Linked DNA regions of Homo sapiens: region 1 is linked to region 2. Evidence: chromatin loops called from intact Hi-C (ENCODE). Cell type or tissue: B cell. All regions are shown on one strand. Links, peaks and the distances in the headings refer to the core of each region. The heading gives the core; the rest is flanking DNA. Region 1 overlaps DENND4A (DENN domain containing 4A). Region 2 overlaps DENND4A (DENN domain containing 4A).

Region 1 (7,532 bases), core at 2,533-7,532, 71 kb after region 2:
AAAATTTATATAGTAAGCCTAATATAAGTAAATCTACACTTAAAACTGATGCAGAAATCAATTCCATTGTGCGGAAGTGCCAAATAAGCCATATATAGCTGGACAGATGAAGCCATATTGGTAGCTGCATGTGCCAAAAAATGCCTGTATAGTGTTGGCAGGCTAACGTGACCTGTGTGATCTTGATTACTTAATAAAACCAAAAATCTGTTTGTGCACCTTCTTTCATCACCGGTCTATTGTAGCCCTTATCTTTGTCTCCTGGGTTGTGACTCCTGAAGGAATATGTGCCTTTTTTCTCTGCTTTCTATCCCCATGGTCTAGTGTGCTTTCTGCTATATAGAAGTCTACTAAATGTTTTGAATAAATGAATGAATTTTGAATATTTACAGTTGATTTGATAAAAAAGGAAATTTATCATGACTATACTACTTAAAAATATATCCTGTTTCCCAGCTGAAGCCTGAGTAGCATTTCCTTTCATTCATGTTGCCATGTCTAGCTCTGATTCTTTTTTTTTTTTTGAGACAGAGTCTCACTCTGTTGCCCATACTGGAGTACAGTGGTGCAATCTTGGCTCACTGCAATCTTTGCCTCCCAGGTTCAAACAATGCTCCTGCCTCAGCCTCCCAAGTAGCTGGGATTACAGGCGCCTGCCATCACACCTGGCTAATTTTTCTATTTTTAGTAGAGACAGGGTTTCACCATGTTGGCCAAGCTGCTCTCGAACTCCTGACCTCAGGCAATCCACCCACCTCAGCCTCCCAAAGTGCTGGCATTACAGGTGTGAGCCACCTCGCCCGACCATCTAGCTCGGATTCTAAAGAGAAGAACATGGCCGGTAGTGGTGGCCCACACTTGTAATCCCAGCACTTTGGGAGGCCGAGGTGGGCAGATGGCTTGAGCCTGGGAGTTCGAGACCAGCCTGGACAACATGGCAAAACCCCATCTCTACTAAAAATACAAAAATTAGGCAGGCATGGTGGCGTGTGCCCGTAGTCCCAGCCACTCGGGAGGCTGAGGTGGGAGGATCGCTTGAGCCTAGGTGACAGAAGTTGCAGTGAGCTGAGATCACACCACTGCAGTCCAGCCTGGGTGACAGAGCAAGACTCTGTCTTAAAAAAAAAAAAAAAAGAGAGAGAGAGAGAGAACATGATCCTTGTTGATGAAGTAAAGTAAATCTAGACACTGATACACTTTCTTCTTTTTTCAATTCCCAAGCAAATCTAAACTGCAGGAAAATTTTTGCACCCGAAGTATTCAGATCCCTGCTAATAGATCAAAAACAGCTATGTCTAAATGTCCAATATTTCCAATGGCCAGGAGTATTAGTACTTCTGGCCCCTTGGATAAGGAAGATACTGGAAGACAGAAGCTCATTTCTACAGGCAGCCTGCCAGCTACTTTACAAGGAGCTACAGTATGTATTTTGGTGTATTTTTTTATTTGGAAATTGATCACTTACGTATGATTTTGTTCCCCTTGTCTTAAGTAGTCTTATTAGCTTTATTATTGCCAAGAAGAGTCTCTTATCCCATGATACAATTATATTACTTTTCTACTCATATGGGAATCATTGAATTTTTTAATGGCTTAGTATTATTTTGCATTTGCCATTTATGGTTTTTATTTATTCAACAGGATTCTTTAGGTTTAGAATGGCACCTTCCAAGTCCCGATCCTGTCACTGTTCCGTATCTTAGTCCTTTAGTGGTATGGAAAGAACTTGAAAGCTTATTGGAAAATGAAGGTGATCATGCAATAACAGTAGCAGACTTTGTGGACCATCATCCAATTGTTTTTTGGAACCTGGTATGGTATTTCAGACGTCTTGACTTGCCCAGTAACTTACCTGGATTGATTCTTTCTTCTGAGCACTGTAACAAGTATTCAAAGGTATGAGACTAAAAATTAAAAGGCAATGAATGCTTCTGTTACCATTGTAATGTTTGCATATTCCTAATGATTAAAAAGTAAGGTCTGTTTTTATGCTAAATTTATTTTATTTTATTTTTTGAGACGTAGTCTCACTCTTTCGCCAGGCTGGAGTGCAGTGGCACTATCTCGGCTCACTGCAGCCTCCAGCTACAGGGTTCAAGCAATTCTCCTGCCTCAGCCTCCCAAGTAGCTGGGATTGCAGGCACACACCACCACGCTCAGCTAATTTTTGTATTTTTAGTAGAGACGGGGTTTCACCATGTTGGCCAGGATGGTCTTGATTTCTTGACCTTATGATCCACCTGCCTCAGCCTCCCAAAGTGTTGGGATTACAGGCGTGAGCCACCGTGCCCAGCCTATGCTAAATATTTTTAATAGCCCTCTGGGTCATTAGATAAATAGAATTGTTTTAGTTGTATTTACAAATAATATTTTCTTCTTACAGGCTAGCAATAAGAGTCTTTTTTTTTTGCCTTCTCCTAAAATTTACATTAAACGTACTTGAATTTTTGCTATTGCTTCAAGAATAAACTGGAAATGACTCTTAGGAAGCAGATTTGTGAGTTAGGCCCACTTACATCTTGTACTTCTTTCAAAACAAGCCTAATTTTTTTTTTTTTTTTTTTTTGACACAAGGTCTCGCCCTGTCACCCAGACTGGAGTGCAGTGGTGTGGTCATGGCTCACTGTGACCTCTAACCCCTGGGCTCAAGTGACCCTCCTGTCTCAGCCTCCCAAAGTGCTGGGGTTATAGGCAGGAGCCACTGTGTCCAGCCCAAGCCTAACACTTTTTAAGGATATCTATACAGCAGTCCCTCCTTATTCATGGTTTTCCTTTCTGAGGTTTCAGTTACCCATGGTAACTGTGGTCTCAAAATATTAAGTGGAAACTTCCAGAAAGAAACACTTCATAAGTTTTAAATTGCATGCTGTTCTGAGTAGCATGATGAAATTTCGTGCTGTCCCATCTGGGATGTGAATCATCCCTTTGTTCGGTGTATCCACGCTGTGTATGCCACCTGCTTGTTAATCATTGAGTAGCCATCTCTGTTATCAGACCCACTGTGATGGTATCACAGTGCTTGTGTTCATGTAACTCCTGTTTTACTTAATGGCACAAAGCAGTGATGCTGGCATATTGTTTTAATTGTTCTATTTTATTATTAGTTATTGTTAATTTCTTTTTGTGCCTCATTTATAAATTAAATATCACAAGTATGTATGTATAGGAAAATACAGTATATATAGGGTTCGGTACTATCTGCAGTTATAGGTATCCATTGGAGGTCTTGGAATATAGCTGCTGAGGATAAAGGGGGACTATTGAAATTCATATTGCAATCATGTGCTACCACTCTCGTCATTCCTTTACCCTGGATTTTTGTTTAACATTTAGGCCATTTGTTTGTTATATGTTCATTTGTATTTTCGGTATGTTGTTTTATAAAAGTGTCTTTACTTTTTCATATACTGCCACTGCCACTAAATGGTGGTCTCTAAGTTCAGGAACCTTGCCTTCTCTCTTCTTGTGCTGCATGCCTATGATTGTGCATGTGCTTCGGATTTTCAGTACATCATACATGAGTGACAAAGATGTGAACTCAGCGTTATCTGGGCCAGGGTGTTGGATGATATAGGATGGGACTCCTGGATTTATCTTTCTGTGACTTTCAATCATGAGCAAGAGGAGCAAGATGAGTTCTTCTTGGTACCCTTTCTCACGGATCTCAAGTACTTTGTTATATCTGATCTTTAGAGATCATTAGCTTTTCCACACAGCCCATCTTCCTGTAGTAGATATCAAATGTAGATAAATCAGTCTTTTTCTGTTCTCTTTTCTGTCTCGCACATATACATCCTAAAAAATATTTATAAGAATTTTATAAAATACTTATGAAAAATTATCATGTAAGGATCATTAATGAATGTTTATTGTATAACACAGATTCCCCGCCACTGTATGTCTGAAGATAGCAAATATGTTTTAATACAAATGTTATGGGACAATATGAAGTTACATCAGGATCCGGGACAGCCCTTGTACATTCTCTGGAATGCACACAGTAAGTGCCATCATAGAATGCTGACTTTGTTCATATGAGAGTAATCTCTACTAGCTTTAAATAGCATAAACCAATGTATAACTGACTTTTATTTTACTGTACTACTTTTTGTCTTACAGGTCAAAGTCGTACTCTTTTGTTTGAGAGTGAGTGTTTGATTTTTTTAGTGCTACCTTCTATGGAGGTCTAAGGGTTTTTTTTTGTTTTTTGTTTTTTGTTTTGGTTTGGTTTTTTGAGGGGTGCTGTGTATGTGCTGGAGGGGTTGGTTGTGTTTTGCAGAATTCAGCTTTCAGCACATTGCTCATCCCAATTTCTTCTTTTTACTTATTTTTTATTTGTTTCCATCCCAGGCTGCTGATTTAGAATTTTCATCAGAGGCTGTATTAAGGGAAACAATATTCTTAGTTATTGTCTATTTAAGACCACAGAAAGCTTTAGACCTTTTTTTGTCATTATTTGTCTTATTTTTTGCTTTCTTCATTCTTGGATTCCTATTTCTTTATCTATTGCCCTTAATTTATTTTTAGTGCTTTGTAACTTAATATCTGTCAGTTGCTGCTTAATTTCTTTCTCCTTTCTACACAGAACATTTTCCTTCATCTGTTCTTTTGTTCGTTTACAGCCCAAAAATATCCAATGGTCCATTTATTGCAAAAAAGTGATAACTCATTTAACCAGGAACTGTTGAAAAGTATGGTAAAAAGCATTAAAATGAATGATGTCTATGGACCAATGAGTCAGATTTTAGAGACACTGAATAAGTGTCCACATTTTAAAAGACAGAGGTAAGTCCTTCTCTTAGACGAATATATTGTTCTCCTAGGCAGATTCATATTGTTTGCTTAGTAATTTGTTAGAATATCTCATGCTTATGATAGCATTAAATTTTTTATAGGGAACATATGGACTATATGGATACTAATATTTTCTCCATGACTTTTTCTCCCTAGGAGTTTATACAGAGAAATACTATTTCTCTCACTTGTGGCACTGGGAAGAGAAAACATTGATATAGGTAATTTAGCTTTATATCTAATATGTAATATTTATATATCATGGAATAGTTTTCAAAGTATTTTTATATTAGTAGTTATACTTTATTAGTAATATTAAATCTGTAATTATATAAAGGTAGATTAGTTGTTGCTAAGGACCAAGAGGTGGGGTGAATAGGGAGTGACTGCTAACTGGTATAAGGTTTCTTTTTGGTGAGATGAAAATGTTCTGGAATTAGGCAGTGGTGATAGTTGTACAATCTTGTGAATATACCAAAAAAACACTAAATTGTACACTTTAAGTTAGTGAATTGTATGGTATATGGATTATATTTCAATTTTTAAAAGTTAATCTGACAAGAAAAGGACTAGTCAGGAAAAATTATTTAATTGAAAGGAGCCGGGTGCGGTAGCTCATGTCTGTAATCCCAGCACTTTGGGAGGCCAAGGTGGGTGGATCGCTTGAGGCCAGGAGTTTGAGACCAGCCTGGGCAACATGGTGAAACCCCATTTCTACCAAAAAAAAAAAAAAGTTAGCCAGATGTGGTGGCACATGGCTGTAGTCCCAGCTACTTGGGAGGCTGAGGTGAAAGTATCATGTGAGCCTGGGCAGTCGAGGCTGCAGTGAGCCATGACGGTGCAGCTGCATGCCAGCTTGGGCTGTAGAGCAAGACCTTATCTGATAAAAAAAGAATCAACAGAAGGTGATTCTTTTCTAGAAGCTACTGTAATTACATCAGGGTAATGCTACCAGGGGCAGAGCTGGAAAAATCAATGGTACAGAATAGGGAGTCTAGAAATAAACATAAATATCTATGGGAATATAATATATAATAAAATCAGCCAGGTGCAGTGGTTCACGCCTGTAATCCCAACACTGTAGGAGGCCAAGGCGGGCAGATCATCTGAGGTCAGGAGTTCGAGGCAAGCCTGGCCAATATGGTGAAACCCCATCTCTACTAAAAATACAAAATTAGCCAGGCGTGGTGGCGCATGCCTGTAGTCCCAGCTACTCAGGCGCCTGAGGCAGGAGAATCACTTGAACCCAGGAGGCGGAGGCAGCAGTGAGCCGAGATTGTGCCACTGCACTCCAGCCTGCGCAACAAGAGTGAAACTCCGTCTAACCAAAAAAAAAAATAAAAAAAAAAAAATATATATATATATATATATATACACACACACACATATATATAAAAAATAAAATGTTAGGAAAGGTAGACTATTAAATGGCATTGGGATAGTCATTCTAGCCACTTGAGAAAGATGCCAGAACTTAACCAAAATCATGAATAGTGTTATTTGAGCTAGGCCTTTTAACTATGGTGAAACAGAGGATACCAAAAAGGATTATTCAGATCCTTGTTACCATCCCTTTATTCCCTACCTAATACAAGCCCAGACTGTAGTCAGATATTACTCTAGCCCTCTGCCAAAGGTGGGATTTCCTTGAATGTCTAAAAAATTCCGGACCTCCAAGCTAGAGAAGCTCACTTGCTCATGCACTTGACTCAACTCCAACAAGCCTTCATGGGTACCACTGTGGTACTGTTTCAGAGAGGAAAGATGTTCTTAGGTCCGTCACCTCCCCAAAGCAGAAAAATAGGATCTTAGTGACATTGTTATAATTCATACCCCATTTGGCTCTCTGAGGGGCAAATTTTTATCCAGTATGTGTTTAAAATAAGCAATAAGTTAGCATGATTTCTAGACTGAGAGAAACTTTTAGCAGAAGCTTGTAAACCTCTGTTGTCCCTTTTTGTCACATGTGGACTATCTTCTGGGGAAAAGGCACACAGACCTTGGTATAACGTCCTTAAAAATAAAAGTAACAGTCTGTTAGCTCCATCTGTTGCCATGTGGAAAAGGGAAAAAAAAATCATTACATGGTGATTTCAGATATTTGGATTATTTTCCCAGAGGTAGCCCATAATATAGGAAGTTAGGACACACAAACCAAAAAAAATTTCTGTTGAAGCAAAATTTAAATTTAAAAAATGAAACCATAAAAGGACTAGTGTAAAGAAAATATGGGCAAAAAAACTTTTTGTCAATCCTGGTGGGAAAAGGCTATTATTTATTTTTACTGTTTTTATTGAGTATGCAAAGCAAAGTACCAAAAAAGTGTGTGTGGTATTTGGTGGTTTTTAACATCTGTACCTGGTAAAATTAAAAATTGGCATTTTCAAACCTTTAAGTTTCACTGGTCTGTGCAATCCAGCTGTGGTCCTTTGGATAAAGAAATGTCCTAGCAATTCCTTCTTGGCCTCTAATGTTGTGTTTCTGTAGTATTATAGAAACTTGATAGTTTTCAACATCAGACCTAAATTTCTTTATTCTTTTATTTCTTTATCAATTTCTGCAGATGCTTTTGATAAAGAGTACAAGATGGCATACGATCGTCTCACACCTAGTCAAGTCAAGAGTACACACAACTGTGATAGACCACCAAGTACAGGGGTGATGGAATGTCGAAAAACCTTTGGAGAACCTTATCTTTAAGATGTATTTGTATGTGTAAACATTCAATGTATATTGTA
Region 2 (7,755 bases), core at 1-5,000:
TTACTGGATATATTACTTGTTTTGCAGGTTTATGGTGCTGCTATTCAGTTTTATGAACCATACTCTGAGGAGAATCTCACAGAAAAGCAGAGACTTCTTTTGGGTTTAACATCAGCAGATGGGAAGTCTGATAGTTCCAAAACAATTCATACTAACAAATGCATCTGTCTTCTTTCTCACTGGCCTTTTTTTGATGCATTCAGGAAGTTTCTGACTTTTCTGTATCGTTATTCCATCTCTGGGCCTCATGTCCTTCCAATTGAGAAGTAAGTTAAGTGTTCTTGGTTCAACATTTGACAGATCTTTCCATTATGTGGCAAATTTGTGTCGGCAACTGGGTAAATTTTATATGGATACTAGATTTCTCAAGAGTTATTTGAAAAAAATGGTTTATTTCAGTCAGGTAGTATTTCTCCATTGTATGTTTGTAGTCTTGTTATTTAAAATAATTTTATCTCCAGTGAGATGAAATTAATGTTTCATTTGTTTAATGCTCTTGGGAAGTTTAGAGATCCTAATCTGGACAGATGCTGAAAATTTTTTACTAATTTTTAAATTCTTATTTTACATATAATTTAAATTTATTATGAACCTTTACAAATATTTCTTACTGGGGCTGAGTGCAATAGTTCACGCCCATAATCTCAGCACTTTGGGAAGCCAAGGCAGGCAGATCTCTTGAGTCCAGGAGTTTGAGACCAGCCTGAGCAACATAGTGAAACCCCATCTCTACAAAACTACAGAAATTAGTTGGACATGGCCCATGCCTGTAGTCCTAGCTGCTCAGGAGGCCAAGGCACAAGAGTCACTTGAACCCGGGAAGCAGAGGTTGCAGTAAGCCACGATCATGCCACTACACTCCAGCCTGGGTGACAGAGGGAGACCCTGCCTCAAAAAAAAAAAATTTCCTTACCGTATTTACATATAATGAATGTAAAGGAGAAATTAGATGAATGCATTTTTTTTCCTTTGGCAATATATGCAGTAATGGAATCGCCAGATCAATTTATTTTAAAGATAACACACCCATTGCATGTTAATATAAATGTCTTTTTTGAAAAATAACTTTTCCAAAACTAAAAAAACTTTAGTGAGCAGAATGGCATTGTTTTACATTTTTGCAGATCTCTAATGTCTAGCTTAATTAAACATAGCTGGGCTTCCATATATGGTCTGCATTCAATCTGTTGCAGTAGTTGTTTTGGTTGAAATATACAAAGAAAGCCTGGCCTCCCACAGATATGTAGGTAGAAAAGGGAGGGATTTTGGATCATATTTTCAGAAAGTTTGGGATATTCTTTTTTTTGACACTGCACCAAGCTTGACAAATGCTGGTTTCTTACAGGTTATTTGCAATCTAAAACTGTAGTAGTGAACTTTGTCAGTTACATTAAAATCTATTGGTCTGGGCAGGTGTGGTGGCTCACACCTGTAATCCCGACACTTTGGGAGGCTGAGGCAGGTGAATCACCTGAGGTCAGGAGTTCAAAACCAGCTTGGCCAACATGGTGAAACCCTGTCTCTACTAAAAAAAAAAAAAAATACAAAAGCCAGCTGTGGTTGTGGGCACCTGTAATCTCATCTACTCTGGAGGCTGAGGCAGGGAGAATTGCTTAAACCTGGGAGGCGGAGGTTGCAGTGAGCCAAGATCATGCCACTGCACTCCAGTATGGGCGACAGAGCGAGACTCCATCTCCAAAAAAATAAAAAATAAAAAAATCTATTGTTCTGTTTGACTTTTTGGGTGGAACTTTCACTTATGCATTATTTTGTAGCATTGTGCATTGGTCATTTGTTAAATACTGATTTGCCAAGTTAATCCCATCTTCCAAATGTAGACACATTTTATTATTAATATTAAAAAATCACATTTGTTAATATCACCCCCATCTTAGAAAAGTTTTTGAGCATTAGGAAGCTTTCAAGCTCATGGTGGCGAAATTGTAATTTCCACTTGAAAGTTTGTATTTAATTATTGGCAAATATTGCCAGTAGCTGGGATTACAGGCGTGTGCCACCATGCTTGTCTAATTTTGTATTTTTGGTAGAGATTGGGTTTTGCCATGTTGGTGAGGCTGGTCTCGAACTCCTGACCTCAGGTGAAACACCTGCCTCGGCCTCCTAGAGTGCTGGGGATTACAGGTGTGAGCCACCACACCTGGCCTGTCAGTCATCTTTCAAACAAAAATTGCACTCTGTGGGAGAAAACCAGCAAGTTCACTCACAACTCAGTTGCACAAGTGTATTTCCAAAATCAAGACAACCATTGTGCTTCTGTATACAGCAGAAGTTATTTATGTATAGTTTCCCTTTCATCATACAGAATTTTAAAAATGTACACTACAGCCAAAACTTAATAAAATTAGTAATATTTACTGCCAATATTGACACTCTTTTACTGCAATTATATAGTAGTAAAGAATATAGCAACTACTAGTACACTTTGGTGCCACTGCCTTGATTCATAGTAAGTCACCAGCAGTTTTACCCACAATGCTCTTGCACTGTCAGTGCAAATGTCAACATTGTGCAGAAAGCAAATGACATCATATAATTTTTTGTTTGCTTGTTTTTTTCTTTTTGTTTTCGTTTTTTGACACAGAGTCTGGTTCTGTCGCCCAGGCTGGAGTATAGTGGCGTGATCTTGGCTCACTGCAACCTCTGCCTCCTGGGCTTAAGTGATTCTCATGCCTCAGCCTCCTGAGTAGCTGGAATTACAGGTGTGTGCCACCACACCTGGCTGATTTTTGTATTTTTGGTAGAGACAGGGTTTTACCCTGTTGGCCAGGCTGGTCTCAAACTCCTGACATCAAGTGATCCGCCCACCTTGGCCTCCCGAAGTGCTGAGATTACAGGTGTGAGCCGCCGCGCCTTGCCTGTTTTTGTTTTTGAATCAGTGTCTCACTCTGTTGCCCAGGCTGGAGTGCAGTGGCATGATCATGGCTAACTGCAGCCTGGACCTCCTGGGCTCAAGCCATCCTCCCACCTCAGCCCCTCCAAGTAGCTGGGACTGCAGGCACATGCCACCATGCCTGGCTAATTTTTGTATTTTTTGTAGAGACAGGATTTCACCATGTTGCCTAGGCTGGTCTTGAACTCCTAGGCTCAATCAATTCACTCGCCTCAGCCTCCCAAAGTGCTGGGATTACCGCGCCTGGCCAACATCATACTATTATTATAAAAATAGCTGTGACCTTGCAGATCTTCCCTGAATGGATCTTGAATATCTTTAGGGGTTTTTGGATCACACTTTGTTTTCTTCTGTTCTAACTACTTCATAGTTCAAGCAGATGTATGTGCTGTGGTATTCATCCCCTGCTTGACGTTTGTTTAGATTATGAGTACTTTAATTGAAGGGGTGGGTTGCCCCTCCACACCTGTGGGTGTTTCTCGTTAGGTGGAACAAGAGACTTGGAAAAGAAAAAAACACAGAGACAAAGTATAGAGAAAGAAATAAGGGGACCCGGGGAACCAGCGTTCAGCATATGGAGGATCCCGCCAGCCTCTGAGTTCCCTTAGTATTTATTGATCATTCTTGGGTGTTTCTCCGAGAGGGGGATGTGTCAGGGTCACAAGACAATAGTGGGGAGAGGGTCAGCAGACAAACACGTGAACAAAGGTCTTTGCATCACAGACAAGGTAAATAATCAAGTGCTGTGCTTTTAGATATGCATACACATAAACATCTCAATGCTTTACAAAGCAGTATTGCTGCCCGCATGTCCCACCTCCAGCCTTAAGGCGGTTTTTCCCTATCTCAGTAGATGGAACGTACAATCGGGTTTTATACCGAGACATTCCATTGCCCAGGGACGGGCAGGAGACAGATGCCTTCCTCTTGTCTCAACTGCAAGAGGCATGCCTTCCTCTTATACTAATCCTCCTCAGCACAGACCCTTTACAGGTGTCGGGCTAGGGGACGGTCAGGTCTTTCTCTTCCCACGAGGCCATATTTCAGACTATCACATGGGGAGAAACCTTGGACAATACCTGGCTTTCCTAGGCAGAGGTCCCTGCGGCCTTCCGCAGTATTTGTGTCCCTGGGTACTTGAGATTAGGGAGTGGTGATGACTGTTAAGGAGCATGCTGCCTTCAAGCATCTGTTTAACAAAGCACATCTTGCACAACCCTTAATCTATTTAACCCTGAGTTTGACACAGCACATGTTTCAGAGAGCACGGCGTTGGGGGTAAGGTCATAGATTAACAGAATCTCAAGGCAGAAGAATTTTTCTTAGTACAGAACAAAATGGAGTCTCCTATGTCTACTTCTTTCTACACAGACACAGTAACAATCTGATCTCTCTTGCTTTTCCCCACATTAATGGTAGACATTGGTGGCTTTTTATGACTTTTTTACATATCCTGTCATGTCTGTTGGTGTGTTTTTATATAGTAAACAGTCAAAACATATTTGTAAATTAATAAATTTCTAATATTGTCTATCTAGTTGAAATTTTCTCCATTCTGAAACCAAGATGATTTTGAAATAATGTTTTTTAAAAAATAATACAAACATATTCAGACTGGAACAAAAATTTTTAAAAAAATTCAGAAATAAAATAGCTTATTCCCCCCTAGGAAAGATTTTTCACTATGGTTGCTTTTTTTCTGTTCCATAGTGTTAAAAACAAAATCCATAGATCTAGCTTTTTATCCATCTTATTCTGGGGAAAAAACCTACAAAATCAGTAATATAATTTTTAACGTATTATTAATAGAAAGAATACTGTTCAGTTTTTAGAAGTATTAAACTGTTTCATTTTTTCTGGAGCACCTTAAGTGTTTGTTGTACATAAGACAAGCAATTGACTAAAAAGCATATTGTAAATGTAAGAATTTACTTTTTGGGTAATTTCCACATCACTGATATATTGCATACTATCTAGGTAAAAGTTAAACAGACTTTTAAGACAGTGATAACAAATATTGTTGAATGTGAATGCCTATTAATGTGAAAAGTCACTGGGTTTAGGCAGAAGCAACTTTAATGGGATGAATGATTTTTGGTTGTTCACTTGTTTTCATAGTATTAGGGATTTCAAAATAATAGGGACACAGGGCTTTGACTCAACTTGGACTTGTGATGACATGTTGAGCTTTATAGCATATGACGTTCACTTTGGAATCACTTACACTTTTGTTTGTTTTCAAGGCATATTTCTCATTTTATGCATAAAGTTCCTTTTCCATCTCCTCAGAGACCACGGATTTTAGTTCAGGTAAGGTTTTTTTGTTTTTGATTGGGGGACCTATGAGTTGTTATTGGCTCTGTCAAAATGTAACATAAGAATAACAATTCTGAATGAGGAAAAAAACCTAATGAGATTTAGAGAGAACCAGATACTATTACCTGTTGTAGTTTGGGCCCTTAATGTTTTATTAACTCCTCCCAGACATCTCCTGCTTTTCTTAGAGAACGGGTTCAAGAATTAAAGAAGTAGGTTGAAGTAGACATTTTGAATACACAGAAAGGAACTTTTTTCCCCTAAATTTGTTGTAGGTATTTGAAAGTTTGTGCCTTTGGCAGTTATTTAATAAGTTAAGGGAAAGTTGTGTGTGCATAAATTTCAAAACATAGATAAGAGTAATTACATTATTATATTGATACAGATAAAATATCTAGAAAAATAATATTTTGAGCTTTATATTCAGTCTGAATATCCACATGTGATTTCTGTCTTGTTTCCTGGAATGTAGTGTAAGAATATACATAACACATTCAGTTTAAATACACACAAAAGATTGTTTTATGATGGAAGTTAACAAACTTTTTTGGTTATTGGTCATACACTAAATATTTTAGTCTTTACTTGTCATCTGATCTCTGTCACAACTATTCAGCTCTTCTGTTACAGCACAAGAGCAGCTGGGTAATATGTAAATAATGAGCATGCCTATATTTCAGTAAAACCTTATTTACAAAAACAGGCAATCTATGGATTTGCCATGTAGGCCATAGGTTTTTTGACCCTGGTATTATGGTATTAAATGAATAATTTAGTCTTTCAGTGTGAATTTGTTAAAATGGCATCAGGGGAAACCATTGAGGACAGAAGAAAAGAGGATTCACAGTAAGAAGAATTAGTAGTTGAAAGGGGTCAGGACATGTTTTTCAAGATCTTAGTGAGTGATACAAAGTGTTCTGATACTGGTAAATGGATATACTGAAACTTCATGGGCATAATCATTATTTTATATATTTTTAACAGAAAGTGGTGTTTTAAAGTTCATCTTTATGTTTCAAATTCTTTATTTTAAATCTTCTTCCAGTTATCACCACATGATAATCTGATTCTCAGTCAGCCTGTGTCTTCACCTCTTCCACTAAGGCAAGTAAAACCTCATTTCTATTTATTTTTCTCTCAATCTAGCATAACATTCAAATATTTTATTTTTCCTAGCTAAAATTTCAAATATTGATGGAAATACTTCTCATTTAACTACTACTTCTCTAAATTCCTTTTACTTAATGTTTGGGTTGCAGTTATTAATGAAAAAAGGAAACTTTTCTAATAGTGTTTTGTATTTTGTGTATCTATTATCATCAAATACCTACTATTGTGTAAGTGTGTGTGTGTGTGTATTTATGTATGTAGATGATGAGAACAGTTATTTTTAGCTTTAATTAACCTCTGAAGAACATTCAAATGCAATTAATTTTTTCTTTTTAAAATGCAATTAATTTTAAATTTTACCCAAAAGAAAAAAAATAGTTCTAATTATTAAATTGTAGAATAGGACAATGTATTTTCTTACCTTAGAAGTTCAGAGAAATCATTAAGTATGTTTTCTCTACAGTATCCTTTCTTGAAATTTGATTAGCTGTGTAATTTTTTCATCAGAGAAATGGTTACAGTCTGATTAAGTTATATAGGAGATACCTAAGGGAGACTAGCTGCCATCTTTGACATTAATTTTGTAAGAATTGCAGATTATTTCATCACTAGCTCTCAGCCCAGAGTGACAAATGTTTTCTTAACCTTTGTTTGAGCTGAAAATAAACTAGAAACAATGAGTGAGACTATGTATGTCACTCTAAATTACATAAAGGACTTTTTTAGGTAACAGCTTTATTGAGATATAATTCACATATCATGTAATTCACCCAATTAAAGTGTATGATTCAATAATTATATTCACAGAGTTCTGCAGCTATCACTGTAATAAATTTTAGAACATTTTCGTCACCCTAAAAAGAAACTCTTTACCCTTCGGCAGTTAACCTCCTTAATTCCTCCCATCTCTAACATACTCATACCCCTCTGCAGCCCTAGTCAACCACTAATCTACATTCTGTCTCTATAGATCTGTCTATACTGTACATTTCATATAAATGGAATCATACAATATGTAGTCTGGCTTCTTTGACTTAGATTAATGTTTTCAAGGTCTATCTATGTTGCCTCATGTATCAGTACTTCTTTTTATTGCCAAATAATATTTCATTGTATGGATATACGTTTTATGTATCTGTTTATCAGTTGATAGACATTTGGGATAGTTCCACATTTTGGCTACTATGAACTTACCCCGATTTTTTTGTGGACATATGTTTTCATTTCACCAAGAGGCTTTTGTTATTAGTTTTGCTTTATTTAAAAGATTATTCCAGTGAAACTAGTTGTTTAGCATTATATAAACAAAATACTTGCTGGCTTACTGAACTATTTATTTACTTTGTCAGTTCAGTATTTTGTTACTATATAGAAGGCCTAAGTTTATTGTTTTCATTATTAACTTGCTTTGTATGTGT

Evidence for each region. Hi-C counts contacts between places; a loop is a spot of excess contacts. Peaks named below come from ENCODE experiments on the same cell type or tissue, not always from the same donor. Only the 100,000 strongest peaks of a DNase experiment are listed, where the experiment ranks them.
Region 1: a loop joins it to region 2, with 2.3 times the contacts of the local background. A loop is called at or near these places in 5 of 110 quality-filtered maps.

Annotation. Positions count from the first base shown.
Region 1 is chr15:65,661,813-65,669,344 of GRCh38, reverse strand. It overlaps DENND4A (DENN domain containing 4A), which reads left to right. Exons shown (of 33, transcript NM_001320835.1): 28 at 1,222-1,420; 29 at 1,642-1,896; 30 at 3,883-4,000; 31 at 4,623-4,785; 32 at 4,951-5,015; 33 at 7,358-7,532. The coding sequence ends at 7,494. Among named protein-coding and RNA genes, the nearest start is that of SNORD13E, 31 kb to the left of the region's middle. In B cell, for the core only: no CTCF peak of the experiment used is centred there; a DNase peak (open chromatin) is centred at 5,614; H3K27ac peaks cover 1,947 bases.
Region 2 is chr15:65,730,218-65,737,972 of GRCh38, reverse strand. DENND4A (DENN domain containing 4A) reads left to right here. Exons shown (of 33, transcript NM_001320835.1): 7 at 28-266; 8 at 5,155-5,221; 9 at 6,273-6,331. Among named protein-coding and RNA genes, the nearest start is that of MIR4511, 15 kb to the right of the region's middle. In B cell, for the core only: no CTCF peak of the experiment used is centred there; no DNase peak of the experiment used is centred there; H3K27ac peaks cover 225 bases.